Regions from separate parts of the Mus musculus genome. Here region 1 is linked to region 2. The links are chromatin loops, found by intact Hi-C in ENCODE. Cell type or tissue: heart. All regions are shown on one strand. Each heading gives the region's core, and the rest is flanking DNA. Links, peaks and the distances in the headings are about the cores only.

The links. A loop is a pair of places that touch in the nucleus more often than their neighbours do. Peaks named below come from ENCODE experiments on the same cell type or tissue, not always from the same donor. Only the 100,000 strongest peaks of a DNase experiment are listed, where the experiment ranks them.
Region 1: it touches region 2 in a loop (2.3-fold over the local background); 1 of 42 quality-filtered maps calls a loop at or near these places.

What each region holds. Positions count from the first base shown.
Region 1 is chr4:74,248,636-74,254,012 of GRCm38, reverse strand. Kdm4c (lysine (K)-specific demethylase 4C) reads right to left here and starts at 2,134. Exons shown (of 22, transcript NM_144787.2): 1 at 1,927-2,134. In heart, for the core only: a CTCF peak has its summit at 2,137; a DNase peak (open chromatin) is centred at 2,192; H3K4me3 peaks cover 2,281 bases; H3K27ac peaks cover 1,726 bases.
Region 2 is chr4:74,393,950-74,399,326 of GRCm38, reverse strand. All of the region lies in intron 20 of Kdm4c (lysine (K)-specific demethylase 4C), which reads right to left. Among named protein-coding and RNA genes, the nearest start is that of Kdm4c, 140 kb to the right of the region's middle. In heart, for the core only: a CTCF peak has its summit at 2,593 (motif pointing right); no DNase peak of the experiment used is centred there.

The sequences.
Region 1 (5,377 bases), core at 80-5,079, 150 kb after region 2:
CTTAATGACAGTACAGAATGTACTTGTTTTATCATTTAATATCTAGTAAATAATAACGGGTATCAAGGGTATAGCAGTAAGAATCCTTGCTACAGAATGTAGGACTGGAAATGTAGCTTGGTATAGAGTTTGCCTACCATGCGCCAAAGCCTTGAATTCAGTCCCCAGGTCTGAGTCAAACAAAGTAATTCCAACACTCAAGAAGTAGAGACAAAGATCACCAATTCACCAATCTATGTGGGCTACAAGAGACAGTCTCAAGACAAAAGGAAAGGAAAGAGAGTGGGGTGGGGGAGGGAGGAATTAAGTAAGTTTTTTAGTACCATAAAGCAAGCCTTAGCGTTGAATTTTATTGTATTACCAATTTCGTGGAGAACTGTAAACATTATGTGTAAACTCTAAACACTAAAATGGGAAGGTAGAAACCCTGTCTCGAAAAACCAAATAAATAAATAAATAAATAAATAAATGAATAAATAAAATAAAATAAAATGGGAAGGAGGTCCTAAAACTACTTAACTAGGCAGTGCATTCCAAAACAAAGCATGATAGGTTACCAGGCCAGCAAGCTTTAAGAAAACATTAGTGAACATGCTCAATAGTAAAAAAAAATTTTTAAATTTTAAAAACGAACTTTTTTTTCCTTTTTCTTTTTTTTTCTTTTTCAATCTTAGAGACCGAACTTAAGGTGTTCAGATACTAAGCATTGGCCCTACCACTTGAGCTATATATTCCAGGCGGTGGGAACGGACCGTAAATTTTAGAGAACAAATAACCAGTAGCAGTGCAGAAATATGACCAGCAGGAATCCCTGCACTGGTGATGCAGAGGCAGGTGGATTTCCTGGAGCACCAGGTTAGCTACCATACAGAGTTCTAAGTTGGGCAGGACTACATATAAGACCCTGACTCAAAAAACAACCAAAAATACCAAAAGTTTTAACCATCACACTTTTAAATTAGAATACTAATAACTTTTCCCATAGAAAGAGTTAGGCTCCACTCCCTTCCGCCCTTTTTAAACGCAAAACTCAAGTGGGTGAAATACAGCAAAGATTGGTGCTAACCTAAGCTTACCGAGCCTATCAAAAGCGTCTCCCGGGTTCCGAATTGCTTCATTTCTAACGTAAGCTTTCTAAGCAGTACTAGGTAAATCACCAAGTGTGAGTGACCGTACTGAGTCCAAGATTTAAAAAAAAAAAAAAAAAAAAAAGTTGGTCAAGTCTTCCAAGTCTTCTCTCAGAGCACCTGACTGACTACGTGCGAGCTTGCGGGCTCAGCCACACCGGCGGCTGCCTTCTGGGTCCCCAAGAAAATCCTCAGAACTGAGTCCAGCTGCTTTCACTGCTGAGCAGAGAACACCAACTTCCAGCCCGAGCTAGACCGCCTGCCTTCTTGGCATTCCCATCGCACAACACGCCCTCTCTCCCTGGCAGTTCACATGCCGCAACGAAGTCGCATCTATTAAGCGCCCACTGTCTACCCCGCATCATGGCTCCCCCCAGGAACCGCACAAAGAAATGGCCTCAAGACGGAGGAAAGAAAAAGGGAAAGATCATCTGCTAGGGCCAAGAACGAACCCGAGTGAGGGTCGGGCTACCTGCTACCTCGCGGATCCGGACATCCCGACCCAAGGGAGGCTCGGAGGACGCACAGGCCCGGCCTTCCTGGAGTCGGCCGCAGAGGGGTCGGTCGGCGCCCCAGACCACACAGGCGTGGCAGTCCGGAGCAACAGCACCTCCGATCGGCTCCCGGGAGGCAGGCGAGCGAGCTCCCGAATCCCGAGGGCCAGAATGGACTGTCAGGGCCGCCTCCTCCCTCCCAGCTGACTGCTTTGCACCGCGGAGCGCCCAGGCCCGTGCTGCCCTGCGAAGACCGGACCGAGGCCGCCACCCTTCCCGCTCCGTCCCGACCAAGAAGAGGTTACCTGCGCCGCTGGCGGAGGTCCAGACGCCACCCGAATGAAAGGGATGAAAAGTGCGGCCTCCCCTGAGGGTTTTGGGAATCTTTGGAAGACTTGTTCCGCACTGGGTGACAGCTGTTCGCTGCGCACGCGCACGGGGCGCCACCACGGAATCCCTCCGCCGCGCTCCCCTCCCTCCCGGCTCGGAGGTGGGCGGGAGGCGGCGCGGGCGCGCAGGCTGTGCGGGCTGCCTCTGCCTGCGTGTGGCGCACGCGCCCCCACGTGACCGCTGGGCCGGGCGCTCTCTGGGTCACGTGGGTCTCTAAACTGCTTAAAGGTGCCCGACTTGAAGCCGAGACTTCCGCCTCTTGCCTAGTCTACGCTTGCCGTGCTGTATTTCCTTTTGCCTTGGGGACAAGCTCGCCTCTTCTTTCTCAAAGGAGGAAAAACACTGACGAAGCAGAAGGAGCAGGTGCGCAACAGATCTTTGTCGGATCACTCACTAGGTTCCCACAGGGGCTGGACCTGAAATAAAATAGTACACGAACACGCCTGCAGGGACTCGGTGCGAGTCTATGGCAACCCTCGGTGCAAGAACGGCTGGCTGATTTTTACCTCGAGTGGAGGTGGTCAGGAAGGCCAGACTCACGATGACATTGTCCTGTGCCGGTACACCAACCAGTGGGCTGCACCTCTGAGCCTACTTCAGTCGGAGATCCCAAGTGAGCAGTGTTCCCAAATTCCTAGCAACCAAGCCTGCCCTTGAGCAAAAAGGTCTAATACTTAAAGACTAGAGAAATCTTGATTAGGGATCCTGAATTGAGTTACCTTCCTACACGTCTGTGTAAATCTGACTTCCAAGACCGCAGAGGAATCACACAGATCTCAAACTCTTACTTCCAGATAGGTGCCTAAACACTAAGCGTTTTGCAAAGGCTAAACAGGTTTTACTGTCCCACAGTTCCTATCTGGGTTTTTTTGTTGCATTTCTTCTAGTTACTGACCAGGCATATACAAAAGTGAGCACACAGGACCATCATTTTACGTGTTGTTAGAAAACAAGGATTTCTAATGAATGTGGTGCATACTTATAACCCAGGACTTGGAACAGAGATCAGAGGACTAGAAATTCAAGATCATTCTCAACACATCATAGACCTGAAGTTAGACTGGGCTACATGATATGCTGTCTCAAAAACTGATCACCTCTTTAAAAAAAAAAAGCTCAACATAACTATTTAAATGTACTTAAATGTGTTTTTTTTAATTTATTTCTTTTTTTTTTTTTTAGGGGGAGCACTGTAAAGACAGATGGGATATGGTTAATTAACTGAAAGATAATGAGATCTAACCACCATATTTCTTTGACTGGAAAAACACCGCTTGGGGGCTAGAGAGATGGCTCAGTGGTAAAGAGCATCGACTGCTCTTCTGAAGGTCCTGAGTTCAAATCCCAGCAACCACATGGTAGCTCACAACCATCCGTAATGAGATCTGACGCCCTCTTCTAGTGCATCTGAAGACAGCTACAGTGTACTTAGATATAATAATAAAAAAATAATAATAATAATAAAACACAGCTTAGGGTTTGGAAAAATACAATTCTAAACTTACTTAACTTATATATAGTCAACTGGTAATTTTTCAATGTGGATATTATAGAGATTGGCAACCATACTCCAAAGCAATTGAATATACTAAAACTATAGTTACATATCTTAAATTTTAGGGCGTTTTGTGAACTACAAAGATTGCACATCTATTATTAAATAATTGAAATAGTTCAATGAATAAGTACTCTTATTATCCTTGCTAAGCAGAGATTATCAAGGCCAACGTACTGGCACACACCTTTAATCCTAGCACTTGGGGGACAAGGAAGGCAGATCTCTAAATACAAGGCCAATTTGATTTACAAGTGTAGATCAGTGTGAGTTGCTGAAAGGCAGGGATATATGTGAGAAACCCTGTCTCAAAAGAAATGAAGGAGAGGGGAGTGAGATAGAAGTATATCCCCAGTTGCAGTCTGAGAGAGACAAAGACTTCATGATCTCTTTTATGGGCCCTAGACATTGCACACACACACACACACACACACACACACACACACACACCACACACTTTGCATACATATTAATGGGGTGAAAATAAAAGCAAGACTGCCTTGGAAACAAAAGAGAATAATGAGACTAATGAGTAAAAGTGTAGTCTGGGAAGGTGTGCTTAAAACATAACATAAGAAAATAGCTTTCCAGCCGGGCGTGGTGGTGCACACCTTTAATCCCAGCACTTGGGAGGCAGAGGCAGGCGGATTTCTGAGGCCAGCCTGGTCTACAGAGTGAGTTCCAGGACAGCCAGGGCTATACAGAGAAACCCTGTCTCAAAAAAAACAAAAAACAAAACAAAAAACAAAAAAAAAAAAAGAAAGAAAGAAAGAAAGAAAGAAAAGAAAAAGAAAGAAAGAAAGAAAGAAAGAAAGAAAAGAAAAGAAAAGAAAAGAAAAGAAAAGAGCTTTCCTCATCTCTGTATAACCGAAATATAAGTCAATGTCAAAAGTGCTGCGTCTGTGCACACACACACACACACCCTGGGGCGGGCGTGGGGAGTGGGGGGTTGGTAGTATGCTTTGCATCCTAGCATTAGGGATGCAGAAGCAGGGGGATCTCTTGAGTTCAAGGCCAGCCTAGCCTAGTCTACAGACGGAGTTTCAAGACAGCCAGGGGTGCAAAGATAAACATTGTTTCAAAAACAAAACAAAACAAAAAACAGAAGTTTTTTTCAAGACTTGTTGGGCATAGTGCCACAACCCTTTATGGTACCAGCTACTTGGCAGGTGGTTCACCTTGAGTTCAAAGCCAACCTGGCTATATATAGGTTAACTGGAGCTAAATAGTAAGACCCTGTCTTAAGAAAGAAGGAAAGTAATAAAGAATGGAAGGAAGAGAGAGAGAAGGAGGGAGGGAGAGAGGGAGGGAGGGGAAAGTCCAGGAGCTAGTCTAAATTAAAAGTAACTGAAGAGATATCCTGGGTTTAAGAAAGAAAAGGAAGGAAGGAAGGGAAGAAGGAAGGAGAGAGAACTGTAAATAGAGGGTGCACATATATGTGTCTATGTAAAGAAAAAAGTGTGACAAATGTTTGGGGTTTTGGGGTTTTTTTGGTTTGGTTTGGTGTGGTGTGGTGTGGTGTGGTTTGGTTTGGTTTGGTTTGGTTTGGTTTGGTTTGGTTTTTAGAGACAGGGTTTCTCTGTGTAGTGCTGGCTGTCCTGGAACTCACTCTGTAGACCAGGCTGGCCTTGAACTCAGAAATCCGCCTGCTTCTGCCTCCCAAGTGTTGGGATTAAAAGCATGCGCCACCATTGCCTAGTGACAAATGTTTTTATTAAAAAAAAAAAAAAAAAGCAAATCTAAGTAAAATATGCATGCCCAGTAATAAAGGAGGCAAAGAGAAAAACAAAAAACAGAGGAATAAAGAAGCT
Region 2 (5,377 bases), core at 140-5,139:
GTGATATGTAGTAAAACCAAAGAAATCCTGGCCATTTTTCAAGAGTTCCAATTAATTATGAGTATTGGGAGGTAGGGAAGTAAAGGGCTCTAACTGAGAAAATATAGAATGACCCAAAGTCAGGGACACTAGAAGAGCATTTTCTTACCCAACTAAGAACAAAGCAAGTTGAGAAATAGTCAAGACTGTTGTAGAGGATAGACTTAAAATATGAACTATGAAATTTTTAATATCTCAAAACCAACTAAGAAAAATGAGGGCTGATCAGATAATTTCTCTGAAAAGTGGCAAGTCCTGCATTAAGATGGGCTGGGCTTGCTAGCATCATGTCTTATTAACAGAAACTATTAGAAGAAAGAAAAAAACAGCCTACAAAAATGAGAAAAGTTATTTGAGAACTATACATCGGGTGAAAATATCCAGAATACTTAAAGAACTAAAAAAAATGAAAAATAGAGCAAACAGATATCAAACCAAGTTTTTTTTTAAGCCCAAAGTCATTATTAAATGAGTTAGTGAAATGAATAGACTACCCTCAGAAAAAATACAAATGCTCAATAAATACTTGAAAAATTGTTCAATATTCTGAGCTATCCGGAAAATGCAAATTAAAACCAGTCTGAGATTCCTGCTCTAGTTAGAATGGCTATTATCAAGCAAGCAAATAGCAACAAATGTTAGAAGGATGTGGGAAAAGCAGGACACTACTGGTAGAATTGTGCACTAGTACAGACACTATAGAACTCAGTATAAAGGCTCCTTACAAAAATAGAAACAGAACTATGATATAATCTGTGTATACCATTTCCTGGTGCATCTCTGAAGGACTAAGTCAACATACAACAGGGATATTTGCACATCCATGTTTATTTCTGTAGGTATTCAAAATAGCAAGGAAATGGAACCACAGTATATATCTACCAGTGAACAAAGAAAATGAGGCAAAGGGCAGTGGTGGCACACGCCTTTAATCCCAGTACTTGGGAGGCAAAGGCAGGCGGATTTCTGAGTTTGAGGCCAGCCTGGTCTACAGAGTGGGTTCCAGGACAGCCAGGGCTACACAGAGAAACCCTGTCTTGAAAAACAAACAAACAAACAAACAAACAAACAAACAAACAAACACCAAGAAACTGAGGCAAACATAAAAAGAAATTTATTCATTATAAATAAAATAATGTCATTTGCCAAAGAATGGATGAAACTGGACATTATTGTATTAAGCAAAGGAGCTCAGACCCCCAAAGACACATATTACATATTTTCTTTCTTATGAAGAATCTAGATTTAAATTTATTTCTATCTGGGGTGTGTGTGTATGTGTGTGTTGATAAGTTCACAGGGAACCTTGAAGGTAAAGATGATGTTAAGAGAATATGGGAGAAATGGCAATGGAACACATAGCAATGTAAAACCAGAAGAGTGGTATCTGGAGGATAAGAAAAGAACACAAACATGAAAGACAGGGATGAGAAAAATGTAAGAACAAAGTGAATTGGCCTATTTCCATGAATGGCAGAAATCCATTACTTGTGTGCTCACTTTAAAAAGTAATTTAAAAACAGAAAGTTAAAAGAGTTAATGCTCTATGAAAACTTAACATTATCAGGAAAGATTACTACATATGAACAAAAGGCACCATTTTTTCCTTAGAGTTGAGACACTCTCCCTGAGCACTCTACAATTGCACACGTTCTGTACATTTTCCAGTTGTGTGTCTCTGTGTTGTCATATACCTCAAGAAGTTGTTTCTCTGATGAGGATGATTCATGCTCTGTTTGATGGGTACAGCTGTATGGTAGCAGAAGTCATTTCCCGTAGGCTCATGACCTATCTAGTCTCAGATTTCTGATATGGGTTCTAGCTCATGGAGCAGGCCGTAAATCCAACTGAAAAGTGTTTGGTTACTCCCCTAACGTTTGTGCCATTATCATCAGTATTTTGCTGGGAGGTTGTGGTTGTAAAGCACAGGGTTATAGCTGGATAGGATTTTTTTAAGAACCAGCTGAAGCCTTTTTTGGAAAATACAACTGAGTTGGGTTTTAGTGGAAGGCAAGGGAGGACTATCCCAGATAGGACATTCTTCCCAAGGTTGGCCTGAGGGTTAGTGTTGATCCTTGATCAGGTGGGTCTCTTGTTCCCTGTACTCTGCGATACAGCTGCCCCCCCTGTAATCCCTGAGTAGCTGTAGGTACACAGACTGGCAGGAACTTAAGTGGCCATTCATTTGGGAGGGATATCAGAAGACTCAGACACCAGCTTCCAAACATGAGTTTCAATCTTATTCATGACCACAGCCTTGGTGTGAAAAAACATGCTGTAGCCCCTGACAGAGCTGGAGCTTGGCTGGAAGGAGCTCATTCTATAGCTAAAACCAGGACTAGTGAGTGCTCCATAAGCTGAGTTCAGTACTCCTGAGTAGCTGCTGGTGATCTTCATATGGATACTCAAGTTCTGCCTCTCAGACTCTAGGCTGCTCTCTTCGGACTTCAGCAGCTTGTTGTTAAGTGGTGATCTTGATGTCAAGGGCCCGCCCGGCTTACTGTTCAACATTTCCTGGTACTCTTGAAGCTGCCTGGCTATACACTTCTGGGCCCATTAGAGGGCAGCCTCTAGCTTACCCAGCTTGGCATTCTTTTTTTTTTTTTTTTTTTTAAATGAGAGATTAATAGTTTTCTTTTTATTTTCTTCACGGTAAATTGTTTCTTCTAACTTTCTTTCTTTTTTTTTTTCCTTATTTTTTTTTATTACGTATTTTCCTCAATTACATTTCCAATGCTATCCCAAAAGTCTCCCATGCCCCTCCCCCCCCCACTCCCCTACCCACCCATTCCCACTTTTTGGCCCTGGCATTCCCCTGTACTGGGGCATATAAAGTTTGCCTGTCCAGTGGGCCTCTCTTTCCAGTGATGGCCTACTAGGCCATCTTTTGATACATATGCAGCTAGATTCTTAATGGCCATCTCCCCACGCTGCTCATGCAGCCTCCAGGATTGTACCTTGGCCTTTGAGATTTTCAGTCTCCATCTGCAGGTAGGTGCTGTTGCAGTTCACCCTGAAGATCTCTGTCTTTGTAAGGCAGTCATCCCAGTTAGGGTCTGCAATTCTTCCTACTTAATCTGGTACATGCCAACTGCGGTTGGCTATCCCTGAAATAATAAACTAAACTTTGCTATGGTCTCTGGAGGTCATTTTACCATATTCACTGCCTTCTGAACCCTGCTCTTGGCCTCTGCTTCCTTTGTACTGTCATGCTGGTGGCCAGCAGCCTCCTAGGAGAAAAGAGGAGGAGGGAGCAAAGATCTGCTCACTCAGTTCTTGCATGAGCTTTTTCCCCAACTGTTGACCTTTTTGGACTTTATTAAGTTTCTTTCCTAGGTCCCAAATTGCTTTTCTTAAGTTCTCTACTTGGCCCTTGAGCCTTTGTAGAAGACCCAGAAATCTTTTCTAGCATTTCAGCTATGCCATTATCTATGGGCTTTCATATTGATGTGTTGTAAGTGGTTTTTAATGTTAATGTATTGTTGAGATGTCAGAATGGCTCATTTTGATATTGTTGCATTTCTTGCATCTGCTGGGATGAATGTCTAGTCTGTCTTTATTTCCCCTTTCTTTCCTTCTTTCTGTTTGTTTCATGTACGTCTTCATGGTGAGCTATATTTGTTTGGGCTTATATTCCTCTCTACTACTTGGGAGGAGCCTGACTCTAGTTAACAGGAAAAGAATAGGAATTATTAGCAATCCCTTGCAGTCAAAGACAATTATGTACTTTACTTGTGTCCTATACGGTACTAAGATAATTTGCTACTTTGTGTTCCTAGCAAATCCTAGCCATTTTCCTTTTTCCCAGTAGTGTTGTTGTCTGAGACTACATTTACCTGAAGGAGAGCTGGGTTCTTGGGTTCTCCAGTGACTGCTCATCTAGGCAGTGATTATACATCTTATATATACTCCAGTCTAGTCACTCCAGGGTATCAGTAGAGAATCAGAGTGACAGGATCCTGGTGCAGAACTTCAGTCATACTTCCCAGGGCCAGCATATCTTTTGGCACATCTTCAATACACATTAAGAAGCTTTCATAACTATTATTACTTTTCCAAATTCAAATAGGCCTCTAGTTCATAGCATGTAAATGGCACCAGTGTGTGAAAACAGTGTCTTTTAAAAGACAAACATTTTCAACTCCTTGTAAAATGACAGCAACTAATTCTGAAATATTTTTTTAGATCTTAGGAGACTTAGAGAAAAGTCTATGATGCTGGCCTAGCTGAGGCCTGGATAGTGGGTGCTTAGGAATTTCCAACAACAATATTTGTAAAAAAAAAAAAAATACACACACACACACACACACACACATATATATATATATATATATATATATATATATATATAGGTGGGATAAGTAGACATTTGATATATTACAACTCTTAAGTCTCCTAGGATTTAGAACTTCCAGCTATTTTGATTTTCTGTATTTTTCACTTTTAATAGAGTGGTACTTCATTTGTTTCGTTGGTTGGTTGGTTGGTTTTTCGAGACAGGGTTTCTCTGTTTAGCCCTGGCTGTCCTGGAACTTACTTTGTAGACCAGGCTGGCCTCAAACTCAGAAATCTGCCTGCCTCTGCCTCCCTAGTGCTGGGATTAAAGGCGTGGGCCACCACGCCCGGCTGAGTGGTACTTTAAAAGTCAAAAGATAAGTCAAATTATGTAGTGGTTCAAAGTCATCAATGAAACAGAGATGGAAGCACGTGTTAAACATGTTTTTGTTTTCATTTACATTCATATACTACTAACATAAGATGAAGCTTTACAACAAGGTGGAATCAGGCTGTGGTCACAAAAATACTTTGTTGCTACTGCCTAGAAGGCTGAGAATAAAAACTGGGTTCATCCTGGCCTTTTCTACTAACAAAATGGCTCCTTTAGCATTAAAGTAGGCAAGATGTCTTCTCATTTAGACATTTGATAGCATAGCTTTAACTTACTTATCTGTGACTACTTTCTTTTGTTTTGAGTCATTTGAAAACTTTAATTAAAAGAAGACAATTTTCCTAAAGCAATGCTGGCTGTCCTAATTTTTCTAAGTCTCAGGTATACAGAGGCAAAACTTTACTACCAGCATGGACAGCTGCTTCCTCTCATTAGGACAGAGAAAAGAGTAACTTTCTGGCTCTTATTTTTTATCAGCTGTATGCTCTTACGAACTATGAAAAAAATATGTTCTCCTCCTGAAAATAGTTAAAATTTGTTCACTGAGCTGTCTCCTTCCCTTAGTTGTACAATAAGAATTTATAAACCCTATTTTGCAGGACTATTGTAAGAAGCAAAAATACACACACACATATAGACATACACTCACAGACACATACAATCACACAA